Regions from separate parts of the Mus musculus genome. Here all the other regions are linked to region 7. A link is a loop called in an ENCODE intact Hi-C map of the cell type or tissue named here. Cell type or tissue: left cerebral cortex. All regions are shown on one strand.

What was found. Hi-C counts contacts between places; a loop is a spot of excess contacts. Peaks named below come from ENCODE experiments on the same cell type or tissue, not always from the same donor. Only the 100,000 strongest peaks of a DNase experiment are listed, where the experiment ranks them.
Region 1: a loop joins it to region 7, with 9 times the contacts of the local background. A loop is called at or near these places in 15 of 42 quality-filtered maps.
Region 2: it touches region 7 in a loop (2.4-fold over the local background); 12 of 42 quality-filtered maps call a loop at or near these places.
Region 3: a loop joins it to region 7, with 7 times the contacts of the local background. A loop is called at or near these places in 14 of 42 quality-filtered maps.
Region 4: it touches region 7 in a loop (8-fold over the local background); 21 of 42 quality-filtered maps call a loop at or near these places.
Region 5: a loop joins it to region 7, with 2.4 times the contacts of the local background. A loop is called at or near these places in 4 of 42 quality-filtered maps.
Region 6: it touches region 7 in a loop (3-fold over the local background); 6 of 42 quality-filtered maps call a loop at or near these places.

The regions. Positions count from the first base shown.
Region 1 is chr3:52,005,854-52,009,853 of GRCm38, forward strand. The region is part of intron 1 of Maml3 (mastermind like transcriptional coactivator 3); the gene reads right to left. Among named protein-coding and RNA genes, the nearest start is that of Maml3, 97 kb to the right of the region's middle. In left cerebral cortex, CTCF peaks have their summits at 2,009 and 3,704 (motif pointing left); DNase peaks (open chromatin) are centred at 78, 611, 775, 1,243 and 2 more places; H3K4me3 peaks cover 1,219 bases; H3K27ac peaks cover 1,934 bases.
Region 2 is chr3:51,883,242-51,887,241 of GRCm38, forward strand. The region is part of intron 1 of Maml3 (mastermind like transcriptional coactivator 3); the gene reads right to left. Among named protein-coding and RNA genes, the nearest start is that of Gm46803, 180 kb to the left of the region's middle. In left cerebral cortex, no CTCF peak of the experiment used is centred here; DNase peaks (open chromatin) are centred at 2,454 and 2,854; H3K27ac peaks cover 1,305 bases.
Region 3 is chr3:52,098,952-52,102,951 of GRCm38, forward strand. The region is part of intron 1 of Maml3 (mastermind like transcriptional coactivator 3); the gene reads right to left. Among named protein-coding and RNA genes, the nearest start is that of Maml3, 4.1 kb to the right of the region's middle. In left cerebral cortex, no CTCF peak of the experiment used is centred here; DNase peaks (open chromatin) are centred at 1,359, 2,161, 2,509, 3,341 and 1 more place; H3K4me3 peaks cover 1,679 bases; H3K27ac peaks cover 1,394 bases.
Region 4 is chr3:52,194,266-52,198,265 of GRCm38, forward strand. No RefSeq gene overlaps it. Among named protein-coding and RNA genes, the nearest start is that of Gm30074, 16 kb to the left of the region's middle. In left cerebral cortex, a CTCF peak has its summit at 2,282 (motif pointing left); DNase peaks (open chromatin) are centred at 2,336, 2,646 and 3,933; H3K4me3 peaks cover 1,010 bases; H3K27ac peaks cover 1,122 bases.
Region 5 is chr3:51,913,305-51,917,304 of GRCm38, forward strand. The region is part of intron 1 of Maml3 (mastermind like transcriptional coactivator 3); the gene reads right to left. Among named protein-coding and RNA genes, the nearest start is that of Maml3, 190 kb to the right of the region's middle. In left cerebral cortex, a CTCF peak has its summit at 1,681 (motif pointing right); DNase peaks (open chromatin) are centred at 1,851, 2,292 and 2,973; H3K27ac peaks cover 1,204 bases.
Region 6 is chr3:51,878,172-51,882,171 of GRCm38, forward strand. All of the region lies in intron 1 of Maml3 (mastermind like transcriptional coactivator 3), which reads right to left. Among named protein-coding and RNA genes, the nearest start is that of Gm46803, 170 kb to the left of the region's middle. In left cerebral cortex, no CTCF peak of the experiment used is centred here; DNase peaks (open chromatin) are centred at 1,848, 2,673 and 3,948; H3K27ac peaks cover 455 bases.
Region 7 is chr3:51,699,717-51,703,716 of GRCm38, forward strand. The region is part of intron 2 of Maml3 (mastermind like transcriptional coactivator 3); the gene reads right to left. Among named protein-coding and RNA genes, the nearest start is that of Gm46803, 6.0 kb to the right of the region's middle. In left cerebral cortex, a CTCF peak has its summit at 1,745 (motif pointing right); DNase peaks (open chromatin) are centred at 1,174, 1,503, 1,829, 2,445 and 1 more place; H3K4me3 peaks cover 1,294 bases; H3K27ac peaks cover 1,713 bases.

The DNA of each region.
Region 1 (4,000 bases), 310 kb after region 7:
CCTTCAAGACACATCACACCCAGCACCTACACGGGCTGTTAGAGTCACATGTGTGAATCTGAGGCAGGACACCTAAGGACTTAGAGGGATTTGCCTTTGGCCAGCTGTGTTGTTAGGAGGTGGGTGTGAAACCAGGATTGAAAGGAGAGAATTCTCAACGAGAAGAAGAGAAGAAGCAGAGCAGGTCCTGGCAGGTTCCCTTGGCTGGAGCATGGCGCCTGCATCTCAATAATGAAGTCAGGGCCTGGCTCCCAACTCTGCTCTGGATAAGGGGGGAGGTGGGTAAATATATCAAAGCTGAGTTGAGCTTGCTGAAGGAAGAGTCAAGTGTACAGAACTCTCTGGTCTTCCTTCCTTCCTTCCTTCCTTCCTTCCTTCCTTCCTTCCTTCCTTCCTTCCTTCCTTCCTTCCTCCTCCTTCTCCTCCTCTTTCTCCTTTTTACTTCTTAGCCCATTTTAGGAGTTTTACTTTAGACCCAGTAGATGACAAAGGCATTGCATGAACCCGACACACCATAATGTGTGCACGCCTCTGGTTTAACCCAGATGAAACCAGAAGCAGGGAGAACAAGACTGGTTCCGAATCAAGACTGGTTCCGAATCTTGTCTAAATGTTGCAAAGGCTGCAGGCAGCACTGGCTACCTTTGCTCTTCAGACTAAAAGGGAAACATTGGAGTTCCTCAACCTTTGTAAACATTTCCCCGTGTGATCCCTTCGGCTTAATCTAGCCTTAGCTGTGCTTCCTCCTATAAAAGCCATTTAGCTCTGGTTCAAACAAAAAAACCAAGAATCCGTGTAAAGGCTGGGAAAGGCAGATGGGGAGGGAGAAGGATCTTTTATTCTGTGGGATCCCGAGTGAGGAATGGAACAGGTTTCATCCTTTTGACTGTGCACCCCAATGGCAAATCCAGGAAGAGGGTAGAAGAAACCTAATGCTGTCTGCTAAAGGCCAGGGGACACTTGCAGTTATCAGCGCACACAGGAGGGCGTCTTGTTCCTGGGCTGCAAAAGCAGTGGTGCCTCTCACCTTCATCACCAAAGAGAGCATTCTCCATGAAATCTGTGTTGTCCCGAGGTCAGATCTGCAAAGCTATAATTATCCAGGTAACTCGGGTCCGATGTTTCTCAAAATATCCAGGTAATTATAGGAGAAAGGTCATTTCCTCTATATAATCTCAAACCTACCACTGGCTGTCTACACTGGCAGTTTGCCAGTCAAGATCGCCTGTCATTTCCATTTTGTTCTTTACTAGAATTTGCCAAGGACTAAGAATCCTAATGGGGGAGTTTTAAAAATGACTTTTGTACGGATACCGCTTCCTTCACCACCACCCCCCCCCTCACCAATGTTCTGCCGGTGTCCTCACAAGATGTAAAAACACCCTCTGCTAATTTTTAACACTCCAATGAATTGCATTCTGGGAAAAAAGATATTGTGAGACAGAAAGGAAAGGAGAGGGGTGAAGAGGAGGAAGAAAGGACAGAACGGTCCCAGGGCCTCCAAAACTGAGGACCTTAACTGCTTGGCCCTATTCCGAGAGAGAGAGAGAGAGAGAGAGAGAGAGAGAGAGAGAGAGAGAGAGAGAGAGAGAGAGAGAGAGAGAGAGAGAGAAAGCACAGGTCTGCAGGTCAACAACCCGCTCTTTCCGACTATGGGCTTTGACAGCAGGGGTAGTTTCGGGACGGGAAGAAGCGCATCTGCATGGGGAAGCCACTGTTCCTTTGCTTCACAAAGGAAGAAAAAAATGGCATTTATCCCAAGTAAGGCAGAACGTGGTAGGATTCGCCTCCCCCATCCTTTCTTCCCCCTTCCTCCTCCCATCGCCCTCACCGCCACCGCCCCTTCCTGTCGGAAGAGAAAAGGTGGGAGGGGGAGGAGGACCCACCGGTCACAGGCGGCGCGGTGGGATTCTCTTTCTTTGGCTTTTACCAGCCAATGGGGGTCAGGACGCTATTGGTTCAGCATCATGTGCGAGCGGGTGCCTCTCGCTTAGCAACAGCGAGCAGCGAGCAGCGGAGGCAGGAAGCAACGCCACCTGGCCCAGGGAGTGTGCGATGCTTTAAAAGGGAGACAGAAGGGGAGAAGAAAGAGCAATCTAGCTTAACATATTGTACTCCCAAGAACAAGGCTTCATCAGGCTGATAAAGACAGCCAGCCAGGCAAAAACCGGACACGAGCTCTGTCCCATGAGCATGTCTGTATCACCCTAGGTGGTCTACACATAGTTTTTGTTTTAAGGGACACTCTACTGTGCTGCAAGGGAGGTGGATGGAAAGATGGTTATCTGGGAGGTAGGGGTGAATCTACAACTCTCAGTGAGTTCAGTCAGTCTTATTCTCACATTAGGGTATTACTAGAAAAGACAAGTAAAATTGGGTGTGCTTGAAAAGGCAATTGGCTAGGTAGGAATCATGGCTTTCTTCCTTTTCTTTTTCTTTCTTTTTTCTTTTTCTTTTCTTTTTTTTAATTAATCAACACAGTAGCTGTTTCTAAGTGCTAAATTCCATCATAGTGGCCAACAATTAGCCCTTTGGAGTAGAAAATGGCAAAAGAGAAAGACAATCCTGTAAAGTGTGCTGTGCTGTGTGTGTGTGTGTGTGTGTGAGAGAGAGAGAGAGACAGACAGACAAGACCTGGGCTGTGTGTGTGATGTGGTGTGTGTATGAGTATGTATGTGTGTAGTGTGTGATGTGGTGTGGTGTGGTGTGTATATGAGTATGTATGTGTGTAGTGTGTGATGTGGTGTGTGTATGTATGTATGTGTGTAGTGTGTGATGTGGTGTGGTGTGGTGTGTGTATGAGTATGTATGTGTGTAGTGTGTGATGTGGTGTGTGTATGTATGTGTGTAGTGTGTGATGTGGTGTGGTGTGGTGTGTATATGAGTATGTATGTGTGTAGTGTGTGATGTGGTGTGTGTATGTATGTGTGTAGTGTGTGATGTGGTGTGGTGTGGTGTGTGTATGAGTATGTATGTGTGTAGTGTGTGATGTGGTGTGTGTATGTATGTGTGTAGTGTGTGATGTGGTGTGGTGTGGTGTGTATATGAGTATGTATGTGTGTAGTGTGTGATGTGGTGTGTGTATGTATGTGTGTAGTGTGTGATGTGGTGTGGTGTGGTGTGGTGTGTGTATGAGTATGTATGTGTGTAGTGTGTGATGTGGTGTGTGTATGTATGTGTGTAGTGTGTGATGTGGTGTGTGTATGTATGTGTGTAGGGGGAGATTTTGGGTTTCTCTTTGCTGCTTCTGTGATTCAAGAGGTATTTTGAGGAGGCTGGGATGAGCTCTGAAGGTCTCCCTGCCTGCCTGTAGCAGACGTTGTGCCAGTGATAATAAGGAAAAGCATCCAGCTCATTCATATCCCCTCAGAGTACATAACCTCCCCTTCCCCCTGTTCTAGACCCCCCTACCATGCTCTATAAAGACCCCCTAACTTCTATATCCAATAAACCCCAATCCATCCCACAACATCCAAGACCCGGTCTTAGACTCCAAACCACAGATGACAAAGTACCTCCTTTTATTTCTTAGAGGGGAATGTAGTTAGTCAACATGGGTCTTCCCCTGGTGTCAACTGGTGCCCTGAGACAAAGACCAGTACTGTGGAGGGCACAGATGGGCTACACCCGGCAGCACTGTCTAAAGCAGACCCGGTTAACCCCTTCTGTGCCGAGCTGAAGAAGTCACTGACTATACTGACACCTACTGCTCAAGAACAGTTGTACATCCTTCTCTAGCTGGGTTCTTCAAAGCAGCCATTTGCCCCACTCCTGGGGCACCGCTGCATGCCCTCTCCTACCCCTCCCCCGCCAGGTTAACAGTTCAATGAGGGCACCTGAAGCCCCTCACATACAGGCTGGCCTTGGCACCTACCTGACACTCAAGTCTCCTTTGTAGGGATACAGCCCACTATTAGCAGAGACCCAACACAAGAGGGACAGATAAGAGGTTGCTAAAAGTCCACACTGTCTGCAGGTGAATCCTCTCGGAAATAAACGG
Region 2 (4,000 bases), 180 kb after region 7:
ACACCTCCACAGTGAAGCTGGGCAATGTGACCAGTGTCTGTAGAGGCTCGCTGAGGTCACAGAAGCAAATGACCCACTGATAGAGCCTAAAGACTCCGTCACTTTCCTGTAGTAGTTTGATTGTAACTGCAGGATTTCGACAGTGTTCCTACCCACCCTGTGGGTGTTCTGCCACTGACACAGAGATATACAGACATAAGGCTCTGAATGACAGAATCAGGATTACAGAATATTGGCACAGCTGACTTCTTAAAATGAAGGCTTACAAAAAATGGATTTTAGGAACTCTGGAGACCCTGAGAAGTTGTATGTAGAGTTTTGTGGGAGGCTTAGAAAGATGGCTTGGTGTTTAATAAGAGTTTTGTGATCTTGTTTTGTTTCGCTTTTTTTTTTTCAGAAAGAAGTCCAAAGCTTTTTATCAGATTCTTAGTATGACTGCCGGATCTCCAAAAGTTTCAAAACCAGACTCCTACAAGTTACTTAATAAGATTTGCTAGGTACAACTGTAAAGTTTTGTGTTTTGTGTCAAGAAAACTGTCTCTCGAGTACCTTTGGTTTCAGTCATGTCTAATCTCCTTTAACTCTGGGCTGCACTCATGAATATTAATGAATGTAAGGTCTCCAATCCAGGGAGATGCAGGCATGTTCTGCTGCAGTGGCCTCTGGGAGGCCGAGCATCAGGTGCCACGGAAAGCCACCCAGGAAACAGGTCACATGGGAGAGTCCGGGATATTTAAACAGAGAGTGAGAATAGTGAGAGGGCAGGAAGGGCATGGCTCGCCCTTATATAGCTGGTGATCCCCTGGTACGAAAAGAACTCAGTTTACCCCGTGTAGGTCTAGACGTGAAACTAAGATCATGGTTCCTTGTAACAGGGAAAAGACCCCATCCTCCATCTATGGAGGAGCTGGCGGAAAAAGCGATTAGGGAGATCCAGCTGCCTCCAGAGGCTAATGAGCTTCCTGTCTCTTGAACTTTCCCTAACCAGGCTGCATGTTCATCTGCCAGGGATTTGTAAAGGTATTTTTTTTATTGGGTGGAAGTTAGGAGAAAATGACCTCTTCTAATGCTATGAGCCTTCTATTAAGGTTTCCTGTGTCTCGTTAGCATTTCTTAGTCAAAGGCTCATACATTATTTTCCATTTGTGGAACAGACACTCAAGGCAAATCACTCGAAAACGAGAAAAGTGACTCTAAGTTTTGAGCTTTACACATTTTGTTAAAGCCAGGTGTACCTGGGCGTGGCCAGTGCATGTGCCTCACACCTGTCACTCTTACGAGTTTCTAAGGTTTTATCAGAGGTGGCCCCACCCTCCTACATACCTCAGTTCAGTTAATGTATGGGCCACTTCGATTCCCACCTTACCCTCTCCAGTCTATCCTCTGCAAGTCATCTCAGCACTAGGGAAGCAGAGGCAGGGGGATCTCTGTGAGTACAAGACCAGGCTGGTCTAGATAGTGAGTTCCAGGCCAGCCAGGGCTACACAGAAAGACCTGTCTCCAAAAAAACAAACAAACAAGCAAAAACAAAAACAAAAAACCCAAATAGCCAAAACAAAAAAAAGAAAAAAAAATTCAGGTCACGCTTTTCCGTCTAAATTTCTACAGATTTTCACATTCATCAAAGTTAAATTTGTCACATGGCTTAGGAGATGCTGGTTGGCTTTACACATTTTGGCCCCACCCTCTCCTGTAGCAAAGCTCTCTTACAATTATGACCTATGCTAACTCTGCAGTTCCCTGCCTGTACAGAGGGGCAGACTCCCAGGATTGAGGTTGTCCTGGCCACTCTGCCTCCCTGCCATCTCTTTCTCTCACTTTCATCTGTTTGATCTTCATGGTGCCCCTTGTCATGATGTATAATCCCCTCGCCTGTCACTCCTCCCCTTGGGCCACCTTCTTCTCCACAGGAGTGTAGACTCGGTGGTAGTGACCTTGCCTGGTTACTTCTTAGACGGCCGAATCTCAGCCAACCCCTGAGTGGTTTCCAGGATGGACTGGAGAAACAAAGGGTACAATGAATGAGCAGTCTCCTGGACAAGTCTGTTCCCGGGGAAGCTGTGTATAGCCCCAAACATGTTCTTCTCCTGGGTCTTAAACATGAATATGTATTCAGTCTTCCTCCTTTTGGAAGTGCTATACAGATCACAAGCCCAAGAATTTTGGAATGACCCTCAAGAAGCTCCTTCACAAAACTGAAATCCTAAGATTAGAGAGAATTCTTTCAGTGAAGAGAGAGAGACACTGCCCGAAGCCACAGTTTCCTCCCCTGCACCCTGGGGTAAAATCCCCCAAGGGTCCCTAAGACAATCTCCCCGTCCCCACCACTGCTGAAGGCTCTCAAAAAAAAAACATTCTGGGAGCAAGGAACAAGAGATTCTGAGATGGGTGACTGAGGAGGTGGGAGAGACTCCTTCTCTGGAGTTCTTTAAAAATAGAGCAGCCATCTGGGATGGTTTAGATACGGCCTCTCTGAAAGGCGGGGGATTGGAGGGGGATGGAAGATCTAAGGCCCATCTCATCTTGGATTTTCTGATATTTCATTTTCAAGTTTTACTCATGGCAAGAGCCTGAAAAGAGCTAGAAATTCACTTTTTTTTTCTTTTCAACCAATCACTACATCCCATTTTGCTTCCAACGGCAATTCTGCTGTCTCAGTAGCCCCCGTGCTTCAGAGGGGCGATTTGGATGTTATGGCCTTTTGTGTTCCATAGGAAGTTTGGGTGAAACTTGACTTCCATTCTCCCTTTCAGAGGAAGCTACTATGGGAGGTGTGTTTAGATGTTGGGAAATGATTGCTGGGGACGTGCAAATCCAGGCTTGGGTCCTGGCCATGCCACTGGAAAGGACAGAGCAGGAGGAAGCAATGGCTGGAGGAACTTGGCCAGGCTCCTGTGGGCTGTGGTGCAGTCCACACTGGGACCTGCTGCAAGAGCTTAAGCCTTGGAAGCCTCGTTTGCTGTAACTATTGCTTCTCCATTTTGTTAGCTTGATGGAATTAAGCTCAATAAAGCCGACGTGTGTAAACAACAGAGAGTGTGCTTTTCTGACAGGAAGCCATTTTCTGATTCTCCTCTTGTTATTCTTGCTTTTTGCATCAAAGCCTCAAGGTCAAAAGAATAATGGATTTTAAGACCTAGAAGGTCACATTTTACTATTTTTTACCATAGAGGCCACACTGGAAGAAAAAAAAAAGAGCCTTGTTAAATTTGTTCCTCAGCAGTATTTGCATGCCATGACTATTTTTTTTTAAACTCAAATAAACTTGATTGTGATTATCAAATACATTAATTTTAAAATGCTCATTGCAAGAACTCCTGTACCTAACAGACTAATGCCCAATCTGAGGCAAGTTGTTTATCCTTAAAGAACACAAACAGCTTCTAATGATGACATTAAGTCAGTTAAGAGTGTCCACTGCTTTGGGGGAGGGCAAGACCTCAGTTTCCAGAACTCATGTCAGGTGGCTCACCACTGCCAGCTCCCGGGGCTGTGACACCCTCTTCTGATCTCTAAGGGCATCTATGCTCATTTGTCCATACACATTCATACAGTCTCACACGTAACATAAGTAATGAAAATAAATCTTTAAAAATATTGCCTTTAAGTCAGATCAAAGGGTCTTCACAAATCAGATTTGGAAATTGATCTTATCTTGTCACATGATTTCAGTCACACACCTATAGCCTTTCCTTCCCTGATTGGTCCTAGGACAAGGGCTGAGTGTCTATGCATTTGGTCTTCAGGGTCTGTGAGCACTGTTACTTCTAGAACTTCAGTATCCGAGGGTCAAAGGCAGAGTACGGATTCCCTGAGGTGGTTATTTTCTTTGTTTTGTTCCTTTTGCTTTTCTTTTCTTTCTCTTTCTTTCTCTTCTTTTTCCTCTTCTTCCTCTTCCTTCTCCTTCTTCTTCCCTGTTATCTGACATAAGTTGGGATCACCTGGGAGTAGGGGATCCTCAACTAAGAAAATGCCTCTATCAGATTGGCTTGTAGGCAGG
Region 3 (4,000 bases), 400 kb after region 7:
GGAGTAGAGAAAAGAACTAGTGGAAAACCAACAGAATATTCATCACCCACAGAAAATTCCTCTAGGAGCGTTCTCAAAGTAGAAGAGCTTTGGATGCATCCAGCTGTTACTGTGTACCATGCAAAACGGTTTCTTGTACTAGATCCTGGGGAGAAGGGTGTCGGAACACAAGAGAACGCTTGCTCTCAAGCCTTCTTATCTCAACCAAATAAAAGGCCCTGTTGGGAAACCTAATAGTGAGCCCTGGGCATCACAGGCGTAGGTAGAAAGTAACTCAACGTAAGCAAACCTTACAGCCATCGATCCTCATCGTGCCTACAGAAACCAAACACTGGCCAGAACGTGCCCCTTCCTCTCTTAGTATGTGCCAGAAAATCAAAAAAATAAAAAAATAAATAAATAAATAAAATAAAAATAAATTTAAAGTGTGCCCTTGTGATTCTAAAAAGACAGGAAGAGGAGTATCAAAAATGCTAATTCCTTGGGAGTTGGCTTTACCTGGGAAGGGCCTCAGCCTGGATCTCACTTTGTAGATTATGATTAATGATTAACTGGACTTCTACTTTGCTGGCTGACTGCTGGCCACTCCACACTAAATAAAATGTACCATGGCCAAAGAATAAAACAGGATGATATGTATTGCTGCTTGAAAACAATGCCTTCTGAGACCTAAAGAGAAGAACACCATATTGTTAAGGAAAGAGAAAGAAAAGTTCACAGTTTTCTCCAGGCACACTAAGTCAGGTAATGGGAAATTTGCAAAGACCATCCCTCTTCCCCAGATAGCAGCCAGATAGGATAAGTCCAGGCAAAGGTCACCATAAAATAAAATTTTAAAAGGCAAACAGGATTCACGGAGGAGAAAAGTTCAGTAGTGGGCTAGTATATTGGCATTTCCTGGCTCTAAACCAAGGATAGATGGGACCATTTTCAGAAGGGGTGCAGTTATATCCAATATTCAGTGATTAATACATATATAATCGAATGAATTTTATGCGATAAACTCTTCGGAGCATGGGTTCCACAGATTTACACACTCTGCAAACGGTCTATAAATTGTTGGGCTGTTGACAGGGAGAGCCATGAACAGCACATTTCTCCAGGGTCAGTAAGACTACAGCCATTTTGAGATGTCAAAACCACGGTGATGTGCTTCTTGGTATCTCTAAACGATGACATCCTGGTCAAGTCCGTCCGTCTTGGGCTTGAAAAGCAAAACATAGCTGATCTTAACACTGGACCCAGAACCTGCTCCAAGAGCTGGAATGAACGTATTTTGCTAACAGAAAAAGATCTTTGGAAAGACAACTTCTCCACTGAGATTCTTAAATTTGTGAAGTCAACAGTTCTCACCAAGGGATCTTTAGGGGCCAGGGTGGGGGGCCTTCTGTAAATATAAAATGGTGATGACCAATGTTGGATTTCTACCTGTGTAGAAAGGACCTGTCACTTGAATATACACTCAAATCTGGGAGTGTGGCCTGCTCTATGTATGCAGCAGCCTACAGAGAACCCACGATGACCTAAAACAGGGACTGGGCAAGACTACTTGCTCCCCACCTCCCGTTGCTTTTGGCTTGCTAGTTTGTGTTGTCTGTCTTTCATGCCTATGCTTGTAAATGTGTAAGACAGAAAAGCAAAGCCAAAGAAGCAACGCCCTCATTAGATTGTCCTCTTAACCCAAGCCAGGCAGAAGGAGCCAATCGATATTTAGTACTTTGGACATATTGGTCCTAAGAAGGTGAACAATAGCAATAAAACAGAAAAGAATCCTTTTCGATTTTATTTTTATCATCACTGTTGTTTGGCTGTGGCTGATCACCGTTTTTCTTTAGGGCTTTCCAAATAGTGAGTCCAATCTGAGAACTAAATTTAATTGCTTTGTGCCCCAACAGAGTACCACTATAATCCAGCAGTCAATTCAAGAAAATGAAGAGGAACATTTTCTTAGTAACCCATCTTGAAGTTTTTTTTTTTTAATCTCATACATAGGATAAGCTTAAAGTAGTCTTCCATCCCAGAGGCGGATGTGAATTCTGAAACTAATTATTTTCCAGGAAAATGTAACCCATAAAGGATGGCTATGTTAATTTCTGTCTCTGTACACAGACTCTACACACACGTCTTTGCTTAGGATTGAAACGGTTTATTTTCATCCCACGCGTCACACATTCTTCACACTGGCATCTGTGAGGTGCCTGTGATTCGGCAGAAGCTAGAATATACTGTTTTGCACACGGGTTTGGTATTTCTATAAGTCAATAAGCTAAATTATTGAAAACTGGTAGAAAAAAATTGATTTTCAGGCAATCGTTTTTCAAGTTTGTTATTAACTTGCCGAAGTAGAATTCATTGAGAAATTTATAGCTGTTGTCTTCATCTATTCAAATAAGCATTATATTTTCATTTTGAAGTTAACCACTGTCTTGGGCGAGCTCCCTCCTAGGAATTCTCAGAATACAGGCTGGCTGTACCTGCGGGTGTCTTAGCACAGAGGCGCCCCCCACCCCTGTCTTCCTTCCACAACCTAAAGGTGGTTAAGGGAGTACAGAGCCCAGAGAAAAAACTTTTTGGCTCCTGACTCTACTCCTTTTGCCTTCGAACCAGGTCTCTAAAAAAAGATAGTGGCTTTTGTTCCACAGTCGTTCAGTACCCCGCCCCCAGCATCCATCCCCAAAGGTCGTAAACTGTATCAGAAGACGGGAATTTTGGATCTCACGCAAAAAGTCCATTTTGATGCAATTGGGAACAGAAGGTGTGTGAACATTAAAGGGGGTTGAGGGGCGGGCAAGAATGGAATCCTTGATGCCTGGCTTATTCTACTACAGCCTCAGGTTCGCTATCTCCCATGACTGAGAGTGAGGGCAGGGAGGGGGACTAGGGGACTGCGAGAGACACAGATGACACCTAGGTCCCCCAGCTACAGTCAAGACCCCGATCTCGTCCCAGCTCAGGGTACAATCAGGAAAAAGCCAGTGTGTGCGTGGTTTAGAGCTTCCTGTTTTTTAAGACAGAAGCTCCCTAGAAGACTCTGGGACCCGGGTTCTTCCTCCCACCGCGCTGGTGGCCTGGGGCGGCGGAGGGGGCAGGGCCGGAGGCACTGGGCGGTCCCGGGGACTGCGCAGGGCCGCCAGGCGGACAAAGCGCCTCCCGCTCCCTCCCCCACGGCCGCGTTCCAAAAGGGAGGGGAAGGAGGGCCCGGGGGGGGGGGGTGGGGGGTGGAGAGGGAAGCACGCGAGGGAGAGAGGGGAGGAGGAGGGCGCTGCCGGCGGGACTGGGCGGGAGCGCACTGAAGAGGGAGGGCAGGGAGGAGGGGCCAAGGAGAGCAGAGAGGAGGGAAGGATTCTTGAAGCCCAAGATAAACAAATTGTTCCTCTTCACGTGCGGGGTGGGGGGCGGGAGCGAGCCAGCTCTGAGGCCTTCCCCTCCCCCACACCGGCTCTTTGTCACCGCCCGCCCTCCCGAGCGCCCGGCGACACTGGCACCACCCCTGGCGCTCCGAGATCCGGAACGTGCGCGTCGCAACAGAAAGCACTCGGGAGAGGGCGGCCGGCACCGGGTTCCGTGCAGCCGGTGAAGGCACGGTGGGGAGAGCGAGCGCGCTCCGTGGAGAAAGCTATTACCGGGGCCCCGAACCTAGCGACACGGTGGGGGAGGGAGTGCACACACCTTTCCCAAGCTTCCGGCCTCCCCCCTCCTCCTCTCCCAGAGAAGAAAGCTAGAGAACCCTAGAGAGGAGATAAGAGAAAGGATTCCACCCTCGGGGTTAGGGGTGGGATCGGCCCCTTCCTCCTCCTAGCACTTAAGCCATTGGCTGCGCATCCTCCCGCGAACCCACCCACCCGGCCATTTAAGCCTTTCTCCTCCCTGCTTTCCTCCACTCCTCCGGGCTCGTTACCCGTCGCCGGAAAGTTGGTGAAGTGCGAGGTGGGGGCAAGTTGGAGAAGAGGATAGGGAGCAAGCCTAAGCCTTAAGGCAGGGTCAGAGCACAGCTCTGGCT
Region 4 (4,000 bases), 490 kb after region 7:
ATCAGGAATTCAGGGATGGCCTAACTGCATGTATTTGGGTCCAAGTTCTCTCGCCCTGGGTAAGAGCCTGGCTGGGACTACAGATAGGATGATTTACCTAAAGTTCGAGGATCTGCTTCCAAAGGGCTCACACGTAGCTGGCAAGTTGCTGTTGGCTGGCGGCAGGAGGCCTTAGGTTCTCGGCTCCATAGCACTGCTTGGGCATTCTCACGACACGGTACCTAGTTTTCTCCAGAGTTGAGTGACTCTTGAAAGCGAGATAGCAGATACACTGTCTCCTATGTGCTGGCCTTAGGGATCATACTGTCATTGTGCAATGTCCACTTCTTTGCACCGGTCACTCTTCCTTAACGTGGGAAGGAAATACACAAGGGTGTGTGTACTGAGAGGCAAGTTTTAGCTCATCTCAAAGACAAGCTACTATATCTACCTCTTGGCTCTGCCACCAACTGTGGCAACTGACTGCAGGAATGGTCTGCCTAATGCCTGAACCTCCCGCAAGAGTTCTACAAACCAGATGCAGGTGGAAACACTTGAGTAGCCTTTTAGAGAAAGGTCAAGGGCTTCTGGGTCCTTAAACCGACTTGGGCAGGTCGGAGCATGACAGATGTATTTCTCTCTCAGTATACCCTAACAAGGACAAGGCATGGTGCCTCCTTCACTGCTATTCAATCTCTGCTTGGGTAGCAGTGTCTAGATGGGGATAAGCAGTCACCAATCGCCAGGCACAGACCAGCGCTTAGAATACAGTTTTAAATCCAGTCCCACTCCTACAAAGCTCTTTTCTACTAGAGTATGGCTCTAGTCATCTGGTGGCCAGCAAGAGTTAAGAAGCCTCCTTAAGTGTTTGGGGTGACAGGGTGTCGTGGTACACGCCTTTAATCCCAGTACTCCGGAGGCAGAGGCAGGAGGATATCTGAGTTGGAGGCCAGCCTGGTCTACAAAGTGAGTTCCAGGACAGTCAGGGCTACACAGAAAAACCCCGTCTTGGAAAACAAAAAACAAAAAAACAAGAACAAACAAACAAACAAAAGTGTTTGGGGTGATAGCTGGGAATCCTGTGGGGGAAATGTGGCCTCGCAGGACTACTGTTCTCTTCCTGGAAGGGAAATGACCTTTCTGACTCAAATGAGAGAAGCTGCTGTCAGCAATTGCTCGATTCACCTCCGGTATGTCCGTGGATATCTCAGCGAACTTCCATTGTTGTCTGTAAGGTAGTCCAATTCTAACCATGAAGTTTAACCAGCTACTAAATGGGGGAGCCAGGACTTCAACTTGGCAAGCCTGACTCCAAAGCTAATGGTATACACTCCTGTCTCAGAGAGTCGCAACAGAGACTGGGTATAAATCACAAGAGGATAAATTCCAAATAGAGGAAGGAGGTCTCTCACAGCTTTGGCAAAGCCAAAGATGGGAGCTCAGACATCTTGATGGCCATTTACTTGCACATCCAGTTGTGCCCCTTTCCCTTCTAACTTGGTGCTAGCGATGCCAGGTCTGTCCTAAGGATTGTAGACAGTTGTTTGTGCTGTCTGCAACCCCCACGCCCCCAAGTGAAGCACTATCTTAAAATAAATAATCAAGACTCAGAAGGCTAAGTATCACAGCCTGTGACTGATAGGCTGGTGAGGTGAAGGGTTGGGGAGCAGGGTGGGGAGTCGGGGGACGGTATTAATAAATTCAAGGTCACAAAGCTCCCACCTGCCTATACACCTTCACACCAGGTTCTCCTGCAGAGGCTGGAGGCTAGGTAAGACATCTAGACTCCAGGTGCCAGCACAGGCCAGCGACGAAGAGGGGACAAGGTCCTCAGTGACTCCTCCTGGGGGTGGACACGCGTGGATGCCGGGGACAGATGTCTACTTGGGAGCCTCCTGCTGCTCAGAGGCAGGTCTCCAAGCCCCGTGGGAGGCTGGGGTCAGAGGTGTGTGGGACTCCCACACTAGGGTCGCGGTTCTCCTATGGCGGGAGCCAAGGATGCAGCAGCTCTTCCCGGGGACAGAGACCAGAGGGAGGGCGCCCTGCCCAGGGCCGCCGAGGCCCTAGAGGCTTTGTGTGTTTGGAGCCAGAGCCCCCACTTCCCTTCCCCGCCTCCTTCCCGCTCTCTTTCTCCGGGACCTAAGTCCCAGTGGAGGTTCCAGCAATTAGCACGCAAGGAGGGGGGCGGCCGGGGGCGGGGGGGGGGGCGGCGGCTGCGGGAGGCGACAACCCCGTCCTTGCCACCGGCCGCGCTTCCGCCAGCACTGCCTTCGTGCGCCACCTACCGGCCATCTAGGAACACTGCAGCGTCTGCCTGAACTGTTCCTAGGCAGATCTTGATCTCCGTGGACAATAGACAATGGGATTTTTTTTTTTTTCCTGAACAATGATTTATTTTAGGGGGTGGGGACAAGGAGAAAGGAGGGAGGAAAGGAGGGAGGGAGGAAGGAGCACTGTGTTTGTCATCGCTTTAGAAAAGAAAAAAAATCTCTGTTCTGTCATTGTTTCTGCATATCCATTATATGGAGGACAAAAGAATCCGGTCCTGGAACAACAAAGCCAAGGGAAATGTTTTCCGTGGCTGACATTTAATTGTGAGCACACGGTGCTGCATTATCATGGGGAGAGACTGGAGTAGGGGCATAGGCTGGCTTCAAAAGCCTGGGTTCTTTGCTTTAGCGTGTCCCATTTTGTATGGCCTCAGAGAGCCTCACTCAGATTGTGTGTTACACACAATTCCATAATTCTATAGTTTTTCAACCCACCGCAGGGATTCCTTGTGGATCATTTCATAGCTCCTCCAGAGTCTGCTCTTTTGCAGCTTGCAGAAACAGTCAGCTTTTCTTCACAGCCTTCATATGGATCCTTAATAAAATAATCTAATCCAACACACACACACACACACCGCTATCCTACCAGAGCTGTTGGAGACATTGGAGAACTTAGTCCCAGCCTGTCATTTGACAGATGAGAGAGGTGAAATGCTTATCCAAAGCCACACAACTAATTAGAGATAAAGGCAGGACAAGATCTGCTTTGCCCATCCTGGTCTTTGTGACCTGCCTCTTGCCGTTTTGATGCCCAGCAACCTCTGGCCTGACCAGTTCACAGCCATGGTCTCTTCCTTTCTGGCAGCCATTGAGCTTCCTTGCAGGAAGATGGGTGAAAACTGAGGGGGTGGGACGGACAGGCTTCCTAGCTCAGTGGCAATTCCTTCATTTATTTCTCCTTTATACAATGAAGGGGGCAGTATCTTTATTGGTTATTTTTTGTTATGATAATATGCAAAACTGACTGTAGCTCTCCATAACTCTCCAGAAACCATTTCTCTTGTGATACAGGGTTTGAACTCCTGTGATATAAGAACAAGGAATGTCTTCCATCTTTGGGACTATGTTTGGCAGTCTTCTGATAAAGGGGGCAAGTGGCTCCCCCCCAAAAAAACTTCAGTAATTCAAATTTCTTTGCAAGACCCTGTGATATTATTATTATTTTTATTATTAATTATAGGGGAGATGCAGACCACTGATCATGTGCTAAGAAATAGACACATTTTTTTCTTGTACCAACTTGCAAGAACATCCCACCACAGCTACAGTTGCCTTTAAAGTCCTCCAGTGTCACACTAAAACAGTTTCAAATAAGCCAGGCACAAAAGCAGCCGGCATGCCTTACACATCGTTCAGCCTGTTTAAAGCAAACAGACCCACCCCACGGTCCACAGACAACTAGTCAACAAGCAGGCGAAATTTCCAAACAAAAGACCAGAACATTCCGGAGCTCTCTTTAAACTGTCTTCTAAGAGCTGGAGAAGGAAACACTGGGTGGGCAGGCCGTGCCCGAACCTTTCGGCTGGGCTTCCGCACTTGTAGAACATTGGTTTATGCAGGGACCATGTGACACGGTAACAGAGAGCTCAGATCTCTAAATCTCGTTTTCCTTTGTGTCATCCTCCCTCCACCCCCTCCTGGATGGTGAGTCACCCGTCTCTGCAAAAAAGATCCACAGTTCAGTGATGTCC
Region 5 (4,000 bases), 210 kb after region 7:
CCCCAAAGACAACGTTATAAAGTGATCTTAAACATGTAAGGAATTATAGCAAAGCTCTGAGGCATAAAAGTTTTTCTAGAAACTTCTTTTCCGCCATCTCAACCCTCTAACTCGGACTTTTATCTCATTATCCTAGTAAATGCTCACACAGTGCCGCGTGGACATGCAGATGCTCTGAATCATCCCAATCTTACCAGGGAGACAGCATGCATGCCGTCCTCATTGTATGTGTGAGGAAACAGAGGCGCTGGGCAGATAAACATGGGATCGCAGAGTCAGAGCTGGGACGTGAACTCAGGCAGTGGCACTTTGGGGCTAAGCTTTTACATGGTGCTCCCTCCTTTCCTATCTGATGCCATTCTGCAAGTCCCCAAGTAGGGACCGAAACCAATTCCTCCGAGCCCTTATCAGACGATGTTTTATCAGAACTGGGCTCCTGCTGTTTTAGGGCTGGGTATTGGCCCATGCACTTGTCTGCTGAGAGCAATGTTAAAAAACAAAAGAGACCATTTTCAGTGACTATCGATTATTTCAGAGATTATGTCACAGACAATGTGTCACAAGAAAACCAGCCAGCCTGCCACATAGGCAGATAACACAACTTTTATACCTAAGACACTTTCAACATTTGACTTTATGGAACTATGACCAAAATGTTCTACTTTCAATTTACAAGTATAATTACTCAACTACAGAGTCCATAATTACAAGTTCACAACATCTCTGAGTGTTGCTTGGGGAGAGGGAATACTCCTTCCTCTATTTTCCAGGAAGTGCTCATGATACATAGCAACCTAGCTTGTCTATAGTGCTCAGAAATTGGGTCAAATGCTAGTTGAAGCTGGGCATGACACATGTGTCCATAATCTTGGCAGCTGGGAGGCTAACACGGGAGTATAGCAAGTTAGAGGCTAACCTGTGCTAAGTCTGAGAGCCGATTCCCAAAAATAAAAATCAAAGGAAGAGAAAGCAACATCCAAAAATTAAAATCTTACACACACACACCCCAAAAAGTAAAAAAAAACTCTTCTAGTTCAGTTCAGGTGTTGTGAAAGTAATCTTTTTTAGACACGAATAATATTTATATTAGCATCTAGTATACACTGCAACACAACCATTTCATCTGTAAAGTTTAGACTTGCAAACTTTGATTTTTAGTAAGTCTACAACTTTGCGCTGGGCCACATTTGTAACCATCCTTGGCCCCGTGCAGCCTCGGGTTAGTGTTAGATCAGAAAGGCAAATGATTTTCCGTAATGTGAGTGGGTCTCATTCAATGAATTGAAGGCCTTTGGAGCCAGGATTGATATTTGTAAAAGAAGCAATATTCTGCTTTAAACCTGGATCACAGAAAACCCGAAGACTTCCAAGTCAAGACTATAACAGCCATGCTTATCAGGACAGCCCACCGGCTTGCTCTCTAGGCTTTGAACTTAGTACATCCCACACTCCCATTAATGAGCCAATTCTGTTTAAAAATATCTCTCAGCCAGTCCTGTCCTCCCTCTTTCCCCAGCACATGCTAAGTAGCTACACTCTAAAAAGCAGAAATAGAGCTACCTTCTAATGGTTTTTTTTGACAACCCTACTTTAAAAAAATTACTTATTTTTATTTCCTATGTATGGGTATTTTGCTTGTATGTATGTATATCACCTGGGTGTAGTACCACGGAGGCCAGAAGAGGGGGTCAGACTCCTTGGAGTGGGGATTACAGAAGCTGGGAGCTGCCCCGTAGGTGCTGGGAATTGAAGCTGGGTCCTCTGTAGGAGCATCCAGTGCCCTTAATTGCTGAGTCAAGTCTCCAGCACCCAGCTTTGTTCTGTTAGGGGTTTACAGGTGTTTGGCAAGATGTGAACGGAGCTGCTGTGGGGGAGACTGTCATCTGTTATCAGTACTGTGACAAATCAACTTCCTTCTCTCTAGAGTGAAAGAGCTATTGGTTCTGTGTCTCCGGGGCACTATAAAGGCCCCAGCATCTTTCTCCCTTTGCCTCTCATGCTGGTGGTTGAAGCACAGGGGTGCAGAGATCCCACCTCCATCCTGATTTCCCAGTGGTTCCTATGGAGAAAGATGGAGTGGCCACCTCCTGAAATAGTACATCTCTATGTGATAGTCTCTCCCCACTCCCCTGGCTTCACGATGAGATATTTGAATCCACATGCCCTCTGGGAATGACTGTGGTTTGAAGGCTACAAAGACACACATGCTGGTCAGTTGCTATACCCAAACAGTGCCCCAGAGACTCATAGCTGCCCTGCTCAGCAGTGGTTAGCCCAGTCCTGTTGTGCTTACACCAAGGACTTCTGTGTTTTCTGGGCCAGCCAGAAGGACATTGAAGGGGTAGTTCCTCTAACAGATGGCATTTTGATAACCTTCTCCTTCCACTATGGTGGAGACTGACCTCACTTCTTTGATTGATCCTGTCTTCTAGCCACACACAGGTTTGGTTTTACAGGTCTCATTCCACTTGTTGGAGACCCTTCCTACTAGGGCTTCCAGTTTCTCTTGGTCACAGTTCCCAGAGCTAAGCCCCAGTGGGGAAGCACTTGTTTCCTTAAGAAGAGATCTGGACCAAGCCTCAGATCCTTTCTCTCCATCCTATGCTAACCTTAAACCACTATGCTTTGTAAAAGGCTGGAGACCAGGGGGTGGGGATGGGGGAGTCAGAGTAGGGAAATCACCTTGGCCCAGAGCTCTCTTGCTTTGGCTTCCTCCATAGCAGGCTGGCTGCCTAAGTGTTTATACCATCCGCTGATATGAATGCACTAACACGAAGAACAGCAGCTACTGCAAGCATGGAAGCAGCAAGGACCAGAAAACAGATGCAGAAATGCCAGGGCGAGCGAGGCTCCATCCTTTTCTCTGCCCCATGTCTCCAGGGAGGCAGCAGTTGGCCAGTTTAGGCCACATGACACTGCTTTCTCTCTAGATTCTTCCTTGCTATCAAACCACTCCATCCCCACGTTTCTATTTCAGGGGCTGACGTAGGCAGAGTTGTGGAGGAGGGAGCCATCCCCTCCTAGACTTTAGGCTTCCCTTCCAGCTGCTTCTGCGTTTGTGGGGGAGGAACAGGACGGCTGCCACGACTCTAGCAGCTTGATGAATGCTGCCCTGGTCAATGTTTAACTTAACAAGAGCTTTTATTGCTGACTTGTGTTTGTTCTTTTCCTCCCCCAACCCCCAGGTCTAATAGCAAGGAAAGTTTTGTAAGCAAAAAAAACAAAGAAGGTTACCAGGAAAATTCTTGGTAGCAAAGTCTTGCGTTGAAAGGAGGCAGAAGGGGGCTTTAAGCTCCAGCTTGGGAAGGTTGATTGTCACAGGACTATAGAGATCCACAGGCAGCCTGCCATGTGTGGGTGTCAGAGGCCCTCTGTTCTGGGTACCTCCTGGCTTAAGTGTAGAGAGGTCATCTAGAGGCAGCTCAGGAAATGATCAGGTTGCGGACAGAGATCAGTAAGTAACTGGGTTTTTAGAACCCTTATTTATTTATTTATTTATTTATTTATTTATTTATTTTAAATCAGTCATGGTTGTGTGCATTATAACTCAGAGAGAGGGGGGGATTGAGAGAGATTGAGATAGATAGATAGATAGATAGATAGAGTAAGTAAGTAACTTGGGCTAGGACTATGAGCCAGCCTAGAGTATCAGCAGGTCCATTCCCCATCCTGTCAAAAAGAAGGCTGGCAGCAGCTGGTAAATGACAGCCAATGCTGTCCTCTGACTTCCACATGCATAGTGTGTACCCTACCACCACAGGAACACACATGCATACAGTGTGCACCCCACCATAGGAACACATGAATGCATGGGCCCCTCCTCCCAGAGAAAGGGGCCGGACAGGCAGCCAGTGTCCTTCCCACAGACAGGAGCGGAACTCAGGGAGCACACTGACCTCCCACTGTCCTCTCAGGTGACGGGAAGACATAAAGAGGAAGCAGGTGCACTTCAGAATGGTAACCAGCAGAGGTGACCACCTTCCTCACCGAACACCTGCAC
Region 6 (4,000 bases), 180 kb after region 7:
GAGAAAACCAACTGTGGTTTCTGCAGATAAAATCAGTTAGGATGAGGTCATACTGGTATAGAGTGAGCCCCAAAGCAGTACAGATGGGTCAACTTATAAGCAAGTGGTCATGTAAACATAGGTGACACACAGGGAGAGAGCCATGGGACAACAGAGTTGGCAATGGTGGGGTAAAGTTACAAATCAAGTAGGTTCGATCCCACCGGTAAACTGCAGGAGAGCAGGAAGGAGTGCCGAGGAAGCTCAGCCCTGCTCAGTCCCCGACTTTCCCTACACAGGGGTGCGAGGACACACATCTCTAGTGTTTTCTAAGTCACACTGTCTATGGCACTTTGTTATGGAAGCTTAGGAATTAATATAGCAAAAGAGCATGAATCTATAGTCCGCCAAGGTCATCCCATGTGAAGGCAGAAATGAGCATTTCCAAATCACTGTGTGCCCCACTTAGGAGCAGCACATTTTGTGACCTCCGTGATAATCTAGGCAGTATGTCAACGTAATATATACTTTGAGTCACAGTTCTTACTAAAAGGTTTTCCGTCTGCCCACACCGGTCAGAAATGGGATATTCGCAGAAACACACTGAACTCGGCTTCTAAGAAGCACGGAGCGGAGGTGCCACTATCTGAAGGAAACATGCTGAGAACATATCAACAGCTGTCCTGTTTGCATGCTTGGGGGTTTATCTCACTTACATTTTCCCTCTAATTTTTTTTTTGAGTCCTAATCCTGAGCATTCCTATTGTTCTAGCTGTAAACGTCACAAGTCTTCCTGATTTTCAAAGTTTTATGTATGTCTGCTTTTGTGTGCACAGTTCTTTATGCCTAGCCCCAATAAGGTTTTGTGGTTGTTGGGATCCCCGGATGGAACCCAGGGTCCCACCACACATGCTCTGTGTATGTTTACACATCCGTAGCCCTCCAGGGACCTTTTTGAAAAGCAGTAACACATTTGTTTTCTGACATCTACACTTGAGTTTTACGGAAAGAACTCAGAGATGAAGCGATACGCACAGACAGATGAAGCCGGTTAAGAAAATCTTGGTGGCTGGGAGCTGACTCTGGGCAGCTCTCTGAGGTAAGTGTGTAGCCGGCGAGGGCTATAAAGCCAAGGGACCTTGTGGGGTCAGCATTTCCATTGACTTTGGTGTGAGATGGGGCTGAAGTCCTTCCCAAGGTCCAGCAGGTGTGGCCAGGACGAGTAGCGCGGATAGCGCTGACCTAGAAGCCGCGGAGATGATGCGGTTAAGCGGAACAACCTTGAACACTGGCCAAGTCAAAACACAAATCAAACACACAGCCCTTCTCTCCTGCAGCCCACTGGCTCGCTCCCTTCTAAGCACCATTCTAGCTTCTGTGACAGTTCACCTCTGTCCCAGTGAAAGAAGCAGCAAAGGACTCTAAAGGGCAGTTGCAAAGAAAAAGAAACAGAATAAAACAGAAAAACAAAACAAACAAACAAACAAACAAACAAACAAAAAATTCAAAACCCAGAAAAACCTTTGGATACAAAGGAAAAAAAATAGTCACAAATTCCTTCTCTCCATTCTCTCCCCCACAGCCCTTCATATTAGAAACAAAACAAAACAAAAAGTATTTAGATTTTGGCTTTTCATGAAAGACATTTACTAAAAGTATCAGTGTCCCCAAATTCCAAAGCAATTTCACAACCATAAAGCAATGAGGGAGGAAATGGTTTCAGCAACGCCTTAAAAACAAGCACCCCACGCCGCTTTGTGGAGTATCTTTATAAATTATAAAAGGCTTTGCAAAAGTTAATTCACTCCTTCAGTGGCAATGCCTGGAACATCATTTATGCACTGGGCCCTGTGTGAGAGGATGGTGCTGCAGAGATGAATAAGGCCGAGTCCGCCTGGAAGAACTTGTAACAGAGAGAGGCAGGTAATAGTATTACTCACTGCAATGTGCCCAGGCTTCCAATGCCTGCGCCTGCAACCAGCTCCCGGAACCCTGATTCTAATTCATAAAGGAATCATATTGTATGGGGAGGAAGCGCGGGGGAGAGGGATGGAAAGAGGGAGAGAGGAACAGAGGGAGGGAGGGAGTATGCGGGGGGAATGACCACAGTAAATCTCATAAAGGTGGCAGATCACTCCAGAAATGGCACAGCAATCGGAGCTTAGGTCTCCTCTGAACTAAGGGCAGGGAAAGAGGAGATTGCAAAATGCTTAACGGAACAAAAGCAAAGTGAACACAAGCCACAACATGAGGGACATTCACAGTGGAGCCGACGAGGGAATTATAGATGGGACTAAAATCAATTAAAAAGGAAAATGAAACAAGCTGGAACCAAGTCAAAAGCATCTTTCCCTTCAGCGCTGCCCCGGAGTATCAGCTGCAGAGAGACATGGTTTCATAGACAAAAGATCCAGCTTTGGCGCTAATATCCCAATTTGCACACATTTTGGGTCCAATTGAGATGAGCCAATACGAATATCAAACTCAGGTTTACAGATGTGACCACAAGCTTGCTTAAAACCATAGGCTGAGAAGCGACTACACATGTAATAAATCCGAAATCATTCAATTACCTTCACTCAACTGGGAGGCTTATATTTACCCAAAATAGGCATCAGCCTCCCGTATGACAAAGACATGCAAATGACTCCCATGCTGCAGAGTCATTCCAGGGAGTTTATGACTCTGGTTTCAATTGTCAGAGGAGCAAGGGGAAAGGGTTGAGAGTGTGATCAGGAAAATACTACAGTTGTCAGTTGGCAACAGCAACGTGTTAACACAGCCTCTTGAATTAACTGCTATGGGAATGTCAGCTAGCAGGAAGAGAAGAAGAAAAAAAAAACCCTGCTCTTTGGAAACAGATTCTTGTTGCAAAATTTTCTGAGTTAATTAAGCCAGATTCCGTATTAGCAAAGAGAGAGATGGCCTCGGCTAGCTGATATTCGGTGACTCGGAGAGTGACTAGGTTAGTGGGCCTGTGTCTATTTTTAAATTTTATTTTCGGAGGGTCTCATAGAGTTTGCATAGGCCCTGTGTGTCTCCCTACCCATTATTATGTTCAACGCCAGCACATTAGCCAAGGATAGCCCAAAGATGTTCCTCTCTTCCACCTCTTATGAAGACCCAGGAACTACTGGATTCCTACAATGGTACATCCCAGGAGGGTGTTTGTATATGCCCAAAATACCTTGTCAAACCCAGAGATGAAATGGCATTTGGGATGTTCTTTGATTCCCTACCCCAAGGGATAAGTCACCTTAAATGGCACATGGGTTTACCCTGGACAAATCCTTACCTCTCCTTCATCTTAAGTGAAATTTGTTTTGAGGAGGCATGTGGGTGAGACAGGGAGGGGATAGGGATAGAGTCCCTTTGGAATCGAAACTTTGGTGAAAACCTGAAGTGAGACTGATAAGCAAGGCAGAGCCAAATCAGTCATAACTCAGATGCTCAACAGTTTTGGCTCTTCTCAAAGTTATCATCAGTCAGCATGTTTTAAGATAGAAGGGGGAGGGAGAGGGGAGGGAGAGGGGAGGGGGAGGGGAGGGGGAGAGGAGGAAGGGGTAGTAGGAGAGCGGGAGAGGGAGAGAAGAGGGAGGGAGGGAGGGGGAGAGAGAGAGAGAGAGAGAGAGAGAGAGAGAGAGAGAGAGAGAGAGAGAGACAGAGAGAGAGAGAGAGAGAGAATATGCCAGGCAAAGTTAAGAAGTCAAACGTGTGAGGTAAGTTAATGAGGCATCATTTATAGAAACGGGGAGCCTGGAACTGAGACATACTAAATAAACTACCTAAGGTCACAGAGCTGGCTCTGTTGAGCTGAGATTTGAATTTCAAGGTCCATGCTTTCCCATGGTAGGCCTCGCCACTTGAGAGTGAAAGGCATTGTTCATTCCCCAATGACAGCATGGCTCTTAAGCAAGAGAGGAAGCAAAGGAAGTTGTCCCTCAGAACAGTGCTCCCTCCAAGGGCACAGGAGGAAGTGCTCTCCTCCGCAAGTGGATTTCCTGTCAGGCCAGACAGTCTT
Region 7 (4,000 bases):
TGCACGCACGCGCGCACTCCTATGTGCAGCTGAGGTTAGAAGAGCTGGAGTTCCAAGTAGTCGTGAGCCTCCTGGCACAGAGGCTGGGAACAGAACTCTGGTCCGAGAGGGAGGAATTTGCATTCTTAACTGTGGAGCCATCTCCACAGTCCACAGTAAAGGCTTTTACTTATGTGAGTCCTCTGAAATCAGGTGGAGAGCTATGAAATATTCTTAATGTTAAAAAAGGACCTTTATGGCTGCAGGTATCTAGGTACACAAGAGACTTCCCTTATCTTCTAGTTCTGCTTGCTACATGTTTCTAAGCCCCTCCTTCCTACAGGATCAAGCTGTTTCTCACCTTGAGAGACAAATGGCTGGTCAACTTAACACTTCATGCTAGAGCTAGCCAGCCAGCAGAAGGACAGATAATAGTTTTTCTCTCATGCATTTCAGTCTGTTTAATATTTCCCAGTTTTGATGAAGAGAGATTTGAAGGGAAAATGAGATCCAAGGAAAGGCACCATTTTCTTTAGCTTGTTTTTGAAAAGAGCTGTTCTTTCTGGCCCTGTTTCTCTCCATGCACTTTGAGATTTTATTGCCCCATGTGACCTCTCTGCATAGCGGAGGAATGTAGCCAGGAGCGAAGGGCTGTGTTCATAGCCTTCTCTTCCCTGGGAAAAATAAGAGTGGCAATCGAGGTGACGATGTTCATACACCCAGCCACATTTTGTCCCTGTGGACACAGTCAAGCCATTACCTCTGGGGTTTTCATTCCCCAAATGGTCCTGTCCCCAAAGTTAAGGTTCTCAATGCTGACTACATGACCCAAAATGGCTGCAGTGTTGCCTGTCAAACACAGCATCTTTAGGGGCTCCCCAGCAAGTGCACAGGTGTGTGCCAAAGTGTGAAAGCCCACCATGACTGGCTTTACAAACGAAGCTGGTGCGGGCAGCTGTTTATGTCGCAGGGCTCTTTTAACCTCGAATCTAAGAGGGCTTAATGAGAAATAGTCTGTCAAACTCTAGGATTCCAAGTCCCTGCTCGTGTTTCTGTGGAGGACACACACTGGGTTGTGCAATTAGAGAAAGCCAGAGTGAGCTTTCGTCATGCGACATGTAATGCCTTGGAGCCAAATGATGCAGTATTTTTAGTTTTAATTACTGGTTTGTTCTCCACTCCCAGCCCAGCGACCTCCCCTTGCTTTCCACCCAGAATCTTAATACATTCTCCTCTCCTTGAATCCAATTTGCCACGCAGATCTTCCAGGCTCTCCAAACACTCTCACTTTTCAGTAAAATAAGGGAAGGGAGCGAGCGAGCGAGAGAGAGAGAGAGAGAGAGAGAGAGAGATCAAAACCAAAGAACCTGTCTTGCACATTCACCTTCCGCTCCAGGGACGAGAGCTTAACAATTTTCCAACGGCTAGAGCAAGGTAGGCGGGTGTAAACAACACTCTAGCCTCCCCCAAAGAGGCAGTTTCCGACTTCAAAAATCAGAGGCGATAAAAATATCTTCCGAGAACAGCCAGCTGTTTATTTATAAACCCACTTGTGGGGAAACTGGCTTTCTCTGAAGGGATTTTTTTTTTTACCCCCAGGAACATGCAGCATGTGGGTGATAGGGGCCAGAGATGCGGCGGGTATGAAAGATCATTGGTTCCTGGGAGGGACAGGATACGACATCCTATGTACTTGGATCCAGCAGACCCTGAGCTTCATCCTTTTCTAGGTGGCCCCGAAGGGACCCTCTTGAGCAGCTGTCGTTCTGCCGGTAGCCCAGCAGAGGGTGGTGTGAGCCCGGGACCGCACTCCAGGCCTCGCGCTGAGTTCCCCCCACCCTCCGTCCCCCCACCAACGCAGATGGCTTAATCAGGGCTGGGTCCCCCGCCCCGCCCGGGCCGCCGCTGCGGACGTGGAGCCAGGCAGTCAAGTGTTCCTGCGTACAGCAGGTAGCCTGGCAACTGCGAGCATAATACGGAGCAGATGGTGTTCGCACGGCGTGATGGACATCACACACGACAGCCTGAGACAATCCAGGAATTCCCTGGTGGCTCGAGGCCCTCTTTGCACAAAATGAGTTCTCTCACCATGGCGGTGCATCTTAAGGGGTGGAGGTCTCTCCCTTCCCCACTCTCTGACACCAAACTGGTTTCTTATTACCGACTTTTCTCCAGCCAGAGGGAAGAGGGACTTGGCAGGGTGGGGTGAGGGGTGCGGGTGGGGGGGGCAGGAAGAGGATATGGAAGAAAACCGAAGGATGGGGAGCAGGAGGAGATGAAGGGGGGCAGTGGCAGCCAGATCCAGGGGGGCACCTCGCTGTTGGAGGGAGCCAGAGAGGCACAAAGCCTGTGCAGGGAGAAGGGACCTCCGCTCACTCTACAACCGCGTGGCCTACCAGTCGCCCAAATGAAATTTAGGGTTTTCGTTAAAAAGTCCCCTGAGGCGTAATTTAGCCTCTTCAACTCCAGCCTATCTGCTTACAAGTCCTCAGGGGGCTCGGGCAAAGCGCGCAGGAGTGGGGCCGGGAGCTCCAGGCTAACCAGAGAGCGCCTCACTGCTTGGAGATCCTAACAAAGACCAGGAGCTCAGGAGCAGGGTGGGTGCCCTGGGGCCCCTGAGAAACTCAGTCTGACGCTCTGGGGGTGGGCATATTGCCCAGTGCCACTACTGCGCGTGTTCCTGAAGCCTGGAGACCACAGAGGAAAGGGCATGTATATAGATAGGGCTGTTGTGGGTAAGAAAGAGTTGGAGTAAATCAATAAGCAAACAGAAAGGCTACCTAGAAAACAAATCTCTCTCTCTCTCTCTCTCTCTCTCTCTCTCTCTCTCTCTCTCACACACACACACACACACACACACACACACACAAAACTGGGTCAAGTAATAGGGAAAAAAAATCCAAGCAGTCTCAGGCCAAATGAATTTTTGACTAAATTGTAAGTATCAAAAGACTTCATATACAGTAGAAGGCTAGAGGCTGTCTACAAAGGCAAGTTTTACATTTGAGCAGCAGGCAGGGTGAATCCATCACCAAAGGACCCCTGCTGTGACTCCCAGAGGCACGGGGCAGGCCATCTTGTCTCCATCCAGAGTCCCTTGAAAATCCTGTTTAAAAAGTGGTCAGTGACAATGGACACTTTGGAAGATGAAAAAGGCTAAGAAGATGTGAAAACTGCCTCCTCATTCCATAAGAGCAATCTGTGTACAGCCATGGCCATGAGTCCATCCAGCGGCTTCGAGCCTGGTCCAGGCTCACCTTACATTAGCATTCTCTGGGAGCATGGCAGAAATTCAGATTCCCCAACTCCACCAGGCCTACGGAATCAGACCAAGTTCTCCAGGTGATGGGAGATCCTGTAGGAGTTTGAGAATTACTGGAGCGAGTAATCCTGGCTGATTGCAGCCTGGCCCTGATTTGATTGCAAACTTGCATTTTCAAAATCAAGCCTGGTGCAGGCTTGCTCTGGCTCGAGTGTGAAATCTGCGGCATTGAGAATCAAACTCCCCCCTCCCTGCTCAGGGCTGTTAGGCTGGCTCAGTGATATTTGTCACGAAGACTAAGAATTCTCAAGAGAACTTGGGGCTATAACTCTTTCTAGAAGGATGGTATTCCACTTGCAACTGATCTCTAGAAGCTGAAAGGTAGCCAAGACCAAGGGATGAGGCTTGGGGGAGGGGAGTGGGAGTTGGGGGTTCCTTGCTAAGGGAGAGCATCAAGTATGCCCCGAATTTCCCTAGGGTAGCATGATAGAACGCTATGGATTGACAAATATCCCCTCTGGCTGGAAAGGGTTCTTTAAATAAAGAGGAGACCACAGGGCCACACTAGAAGATAACAGACTCATATGAGGAACTAGGCATAGGCAAAAACTCTGCTAGGTGCCTTTACCTATGTAATCAAACTCATTTCGTTGATTAGAAAGCGCAAGTCTCTGAGAGGCTAGGGAACTTGTCTGATTGTCCCACAGCTGGCGCAGCATCTTTGGGATTTGAACTTTTTCTATCAAAACAGACATCTGG